Linked DNA regions of Homo sapiens: region 2 is linked to region 1. Evidence: chromatin contacts called from ENCODE Hi-C or POLR2A ChIA-PET data. All regions are on one chromosome and are shown on one strand. The core of a region is the stretch at or near the end of the contact, and the rest is flanking DNA. Distances in the headings are between cores, read along the strand shown. Region 1 holds the start of ATCAY (ATCAY kinesin light chain interacting caytaxin). Region 2 holds the start of NMRK2 (nicotinamide riboside kinase 2).

The links. A loop is a pair of places that touch in the nucleus more often than their neighbours do. ChIA-PET counts read pairs that join two places held with the same protein, here RNA polymerase II (POLR2A).
Region 2: POLR2A ChIA-PET joins it to region 1 with 40 read pairs in WTC11. The contact joins the promoter of NMRK2 here to the promoter of ATCAY in region 1. A Hi-C loop is called at or near these places in 1 of 37 single-sample maps with no recorded cell type. POLR2A ChIA-PET finds 5 or more read pairs at or near these places in 8 of 52 experiments (A673, H1, K562 and 3 more).

The regions. Positions count from the first base shown.
Region 1 is chr19:3,879,155-3,882,369 of GRCh38, reverse strand. ATCAY (ATCAY kinesin light chain interacting caytaxin) reads right to left here and starts at 1,685. Exons shown (of 13, transcript NM_033064.5): 1 at 1,362-1,685. RefSeq lists an enhancer at 1,480-2,010.
Region 2 is chr19:3,931,605-3,934,819 of GRCh38, reverse strand. NMRK2 (nicotinamide riboside kinase 2) reads right to left here and starts at 1,751. Exons shown (of 8, transcript NM_170678.3): 1 at 1,642-1,751; 2 at 1,123-1,362. The coding sequence starts at 1,148.

The DNA of each region.
Region 1 (3,215 bases), core at 436-2,935:
TTCCAGCCTGAGCAACAGAGACCCTACTTCAAAAAATAAAATAAAAGATAAAGCATCTGGCTGGGGGCAGTGGCTCACACGTGTAATCCCAGCACTTTGCGAGGATCGCCTGAGCACAGGAGGTTAAGACCAGCCCGGGCAAGATAGCAAGACCCTGTCTCAAAAAAACCAAATACATGAAGCATCTAAGGCCCCCAACTCTCATGGCATCCAGGCTGCCTCTCTGTGGAGTAGGTTACCTGCAGCCCCCCAGCATAGATATCGGGTTTGCATCGGGGACAGGGGACTGTGGCTTAGCAAGGAAGGACCCAGAGGCAGCCTCAGCCAGATGAGGAAGTGGGGGGAGGGGACGGCTAAAACTAGACCCTCCCCCGTACAGGGTGAGCGTTTCTCACTCGATTCTCTGTCCTCAATGTCGTCATTCATGCTTGGAGGAGGGACAGTAACACGCAGCATGGAAAAAAAAAAAATCCCTCCTGGATGCTATGGGGTCGGGGGGGGGGCGGTGGCAGCAGCCAGCCAGGCCCTTCCCGCGAGGGTAAGTTCTCCTCGGCAGTAGAAACGCATTTGCTCTCCGGAGGAAGGGGTCTTCGCCTCTCCCTTCCTTATACTGAGCTGGGTGTGACCTCAGCCCCCAGGAACACTCCCACCAGCCCCGCCCCCGACCCCCACCCCCTGCCAGCTGCAGCCACAGGCGTTGACTCCACAGTCTTCTAAGGATGGGGTGGGGTGGGTCCTCAGTGGGCCCCGGACACTCCTGCACTCAGATCCTGGCTTCGCATTTGGGGACGGCCAAAAGAAGACAGTGACATCAAGGAACGGGAGTGAAGCGCTCATTTGAGCCCTGATGTCTGATTATTAACAAATCACATACGAGTTCCAATAAGGAGGAGGCATCTGTGTCTTAAACCATAAACCACCCCCTTCCTCCCCACCCCACAGGACAGCCTTTATCGACACACTTAGATTTTTTTTTTTTTTTTTTCCCGAAATCGTCGGCTGGTGGCCTTCCTAGCGTTATAAATAGGAAATACATAGGGCTAGGATGGGTCTATTTCAGCGTCCCAGAGAGAAGCTGAGGTTTTCATCCGCCCGAGCTCTCAGCGTGTCCTGAAAATGGTGCACTTAGAGGGGAACGGTGCGCGCGGAAGGTAAACTGTGTTGCTGGGCGCAGCTCAGGGAACGGTTTTCCCTGGTACCGGGAACAGGGATGTGAGGGCCTTCACGGAGTCACAAGACCGTGGCTCTCTGCTCCCACCCGCCCCATCTGCTGGAAAGGGATTTAGAGGCGGCAAAGGCTGCCGGATAAACCTTCCAGGGAGACGGTTTATCCTGGGAGAAGGGGAGATGCGCGCACTCACCTCTGCAGCTGAGACAGCCTCTCCTCCTTACTGGCAAACAAAGGCGAGCCCTGCCCGGGTGCAGCTGGGCATCGCTCACGCTCCCCGGGCCTTCAGAGCCTAGGAGGAAGAGGATGCTCGCAGGGGCGGATTCTGCATCCGAGGAAGGTCACCCAGGGCGACGTGGCCAGCGCCCGCCAGCTCTTTTGTGCAGGGGTGGGTGGGGTGCAGGGTTAGCGGTGGGCTCCCCAGCGCGGGGCTGCGGCTGCGCCCCCTCTCATCGCCGCCCGCCTGCGCGCCCTGCCTCCGAGGTAGCTGCTTCTTCCCAGCTCAGGGCTGGCAGAGGCTCGGCTTCCCGAAGACGGTTAATTTATGCTGCTTTTGTGTGCAGGGAGGAGGGGGTGGGGGGTGGCGGCCTGACGGAAAAGCACAGCCCCCTGCCAGAATCCGATCCTCCCCATTGGCTGACAGACAAGCATCTCCGAAAGCCACGCCAGGGGCAGAGGCAGAAATAATTTTCTGATGGCGCATCAGAGATTTAAAAACAAAACAACGGACAAATAAATAAATAAATGGCAAGATGGCCTCATTCCTTAGAGAATGGGGGGTGGGGGAGTTGGGAAAGGTCTTCTTGGCACTTCTCCTTGCAAAGGGAGCAGGGGTGAGGGGTGGCATCCCCCAAAAAGTCTGTGCAGGCAAAGAAATGACTGTCCCCAGGTCGGATGCCATGGCTCACGCCTGTAATCCCAGCACTTTCGGAGGCCGAGGAGGGAGGATCACCTGAAGTCAGGAGTTCGATACCAGCCTGGCCAACATGGTGAAACCCCGTTTCTACTGAAAATACAAAAATTAGCCAGGCGTGGTGGCGTGCGCCTGTAATCCCAGCTACTCGGGAGGCTGAGGCAGGAGAATCGCTTGAACCTGGGAGGCGGAGGTTGCAGTGAGCCGAGATGGCGCCACTGCACTGCAGCCTGGGCGGCAGAGGGAGACTCTGTCTCAAAGAAAAAAAAAAAAAAAGAAAGAAATGACTGTCCCCAGGTCACCGTGTTGTGGGTCCATTAGATGGTCACTTACCATTGATTCAGCCTCGTGCCCTAAACAGGGCTGGGTGCAGGGGAGGCGGAAGTTTCTCAGGCACACTCACTTTGCAGGGCTGCTGTGGGAACGGCGCCCCCTGCAGTTGTGCGCTGGCGTGGCCTCGCCCTGGAGGAATTCAAGGAGACTGTGGAAGATGGTAGGGTGGAGAGTGCAGGCCGTGCAGTCGGACTGGAAGTGGGTTTGAACTCTAGCCCAGCCACTCCCCAGCTGGCAGACCAGTGGGCATGAGTGATCTCACCTGCGGGCCTCAGTTTTTCTCATCTGTGAAATGGAGCCGCTATGGCTTTTCCACATTATGAGATAATGCATAGACAGCACTAAACACAGTGCTGGGGCACAAGAAAAGCTCCCTATGTGTTTCTTTCTCTTTCTTTCTTTCTTTCTTTCTTTCTTTCTTTCTTTCTTTCTTTCTTTCTTTCTTTCTTTTTTTTTTTTTTTTAGGTGGAGTCTCGCTCTGTTGCCAGGCTGGAGTACAGTGGTGCGATCTTGGCTCACTGCAACCTCCGACTCCCAGGTTCAAGTGGTTCTCCTCCCTCAGCCTCCCAAGTAGCTGGGATTACAGGCACACACCACCACACCTGGCTAATTTTTTTTTTGTATTTTTAGTAGAGGCGGGGTTTCAACATGTTGGCCAGGCTGGTCTCGAACTCCTGACTTCAGGTGATCCGCCCACCTTGGCCTCCCAAAGTGCTGGGATTAGAGGTGCGAATCACTGTGCTCGGCCTATATGTATTTCTTGCTATTGCTGTTTTTAATGTTTATTTTATTTACTTATTT
Region 2 (3,215 bases), core at 502-3,001, 52 kb before region 1:
CTTGAGGTCAGGAGTTCGAGACCAGCCTGGCCAACATGGTGAAACCCCCCATCTCTACTAAAAACACAAAGTTTAGACAGGCATGTGGTTCACGCCTGTAATCCCAGCTACTTGGGAGGCTGAGGCAGGAGAATTGCTTGAACCCGGGAGGCGGAGCTTGCAGTGAGCCGAGATCACACCACTGCACTCCAGCCTGGGGCAACAGAGCAAGACTCTGTCTCAAACTACGACGGCAACAACAACACCCCCCCCCCAAAAAAAAAAACCCCAAAAAACAAAAAATATGAAATTCAAGAGGGAGTCCGGCTAGCATTAGACCAAGCTCCCGTCCCTTCTGAGGCGGGGGTGTGAGCCCCACAAAGCCAGCCGTGCTGGTTACAGAGAGTTTGAATCTCTTCTAGCCTGAGGTCGCCTGAGAGAGGCTCCAAAGGCACAGTCATGTGGAATGACATTTTGGGGACCCCATCCCACCTGCCCACGTGTCAGTCCCCGATTTAGCCAGGACAGCCACGAGGCGGGAGGAGGGTTCACTGGAGCTTTAGTTAATTTTCTGTCCCTACTGATTTTTTTTTTGAGACACAGCCTCACTCTGTCGCCCAGGCTGGAGTGAAGTGGCATGATCGCACTCACTGCAACCTCCATCTCCCGGATTCAAGCGATTCTCCCACCTCAGCCTCCCCAGTAGCTGGGATTACAGGTATGCACCACCGTGCCCAGCTAATTTTTGTATTTTTAGTAGAGACGGGGTTTCACCGTGTTGGCCAGGCTGGTCTCAAATTCCTGACCTCAGGTGATCCACCCGCCTCGGCCTCCCAAAGTGCCAGGATTCCAGGCCTGAGCCACCGTGTCTGGTCTATTTTTTTTTTATGCTGAGTATAATTGGAAGGTGGCGGGAATCATTTCCATTTAAAAAATGAAACACTGGGCTCAGTGTCCAGCCCCCCTTCCCACTGGGGACACCGAGACCCCCAGGGCAGAAAATCCTCCCTGCACTCTGACCTCGGGCGGCGTGTAGGTGACCTCAGGCGCCAGGCATCCCTCCATTCATTCCCGGGCCTCCCCCTCTGCGCGCACAGGGGGCTTTGCCCCGCAGGGCCGCCCACCAGGTCCCCCGGCGCTCACCCTCCGATGCCCACGATGAGCTTCATGCCGGTGCGGAGGGGCGGCGGGGACGACTTCCAAGGCAGCCCGGGTAGGGTGCGACCACGCAGTGCGCTCCGGAGTGCGTCCCGGCTTCATTGAGAAAACCTGGCGCCTTTATAGGTCTCGGCAGCCTGGAGGCCGCCCCGGGGGAGGCGGCCCCTGGGGATGGGGCGGAGGCGCCGGCACCTGTTCCCGCCGCCGAATGGAAATAGCTCCAGGCTGCCTTTTGCCTAAATTAGTCACGAGCTGGCCGGGCAGGGGGCTGCCTCTTCCCTCCTCCCACCTCCCTGCCCTCTCTCCACTCCCTCCTCCCCTCTCCTCCCCTTCTTACCCCCTCCTCCCTCCTCTCCACCCCCACCCTCTTCCCTCCTCCTGGCCAGAGAGCTCAGATCAGCAGCCCCACACTTTTCCCTCCCTAAAAATATCCCGCTCTCTGTGTCCTATGGCCTGACCCTGACATTAAGACTGGTTCTCGTGGCGTCAAGGAAGCGAACTCACCCACCCCCGCCCGCACAGCAGCCCTAGAGGCCGGGACCCTGCGGGGAGCTTCGTTTTCCAACGAGGTCAGGGCCAAGGTGGGCTTAAGATCCTTAGCAGTGAATCACAAGATAGCCTTGCCCAGGTGACCGGGGGCCCAGCCACAGGATCTCAGCGTGACACCAGGGACCATTCATCCCGTGCCTGCCTTGTGGGTGGAGTCATTTGACTGGGGGCCGGCGGGGCGGGGAGGGGGTAATGGGGAGGAATGACACTCTGCTGCTTCTCTCTTCTACTGGTAAAGGGAAAAAGTATTCTCTTATTAAATGTTTTAATTTTTTTTTTTTAATTTCAGATGGAGCCGGGTGCAGTGGCTCACGCCTGTAATCCCAGCACTTTGGGAGGCCGAGGCGGGCGGATCACGAGGTCAGGAGTTCGAGACCAGCCTGGCCAGCATGGTGAAACCCCGTCTCTACTAAAAATACAAAAAAAATTAGCTGGGCATGGTGGCACACGCCTGTAGTCCCAGCTACTTGGGAGGCTGAGGCAGGAGAATCGTTTGAACCTGGCAGGTAGAGGTTGCAGTGAGCTGAGATTGTGCCACTGCACTCCAACCTGGGCGACAGAGCGAGACTCCGTCTCAAAAAAATAAAATAAAATAAAATAAAAATAAATAAATTTGAAACAGAGTTTTGCTCTGTCACCCAGGCTGGAGTGCAGTGGTACCATCTTGGCTTACTGTAACCTCTGCCTTCCAGGTTCAAGCAATTCTCCTTCGTCAACCTCCCCAATAGCTGGGATTACAGGCGAGCACCAACACGCCCAGATAATTTTTGTATTTTTAGTAGAGACGGGGTTTCACCATGTTGGCCAGGCTGGTCTTGAACTCCTGACCTCAGGTGATCTGCCCGCCTCAGGCCTCCCAAAGTGCTGGGATTACAGGTGTGAGCCACCATGCCCAGCCTACATTTTTGAATTTTTTGAGACAGGGTCTCGCTCTGTGGCCCAGGCTGGAGTGTGGTGATGTGATCACAGCTCACTGCAGCCTCAACTTCTCACACTGGGGCGATCTTTCTGCTTCAGCCTCCCGAGCAGCTGAGACTACAGGTTCGCACCACCACACCTAACTTTAAAATTTTTTGTAGAGATGGGGTCTTGCCATGTTGCCCAGGTTGGTCTTGAACTCCTGGCCTCACGTGATGATTCCTCCAACTCGGCCTCCCAAAGTGCTGGGATTACAGGCATGTGACGCCTCTCCCCACCAGAAAATAATTTTTCTGATGCTTCTTAAAACAGTAAGGCTGACTTTGTTGAGGCGGGTGAGGGACTACTACCATGGGGTTTTGTAGTATGGGAGGGAGATTGAATTCAATCTTCTCCCTTTCCACCAATACAAGGAAAAGTGGGAAATTATAGCCCAGGAGCAGGGGGGTGATCAGAGGATGGGAAGTGACTAGGAAGGTGGGGTGATAGGATGGCCAAGTTTGTATGTCTGTATGCAGTAAGAGATCAATACACCAAAGAGAGAGAGAATTTTTAAGAGATGAGGTCTTGTTACATTGCCTAGGCGGGTCTCTAACTCCTGGCCTCAAGTG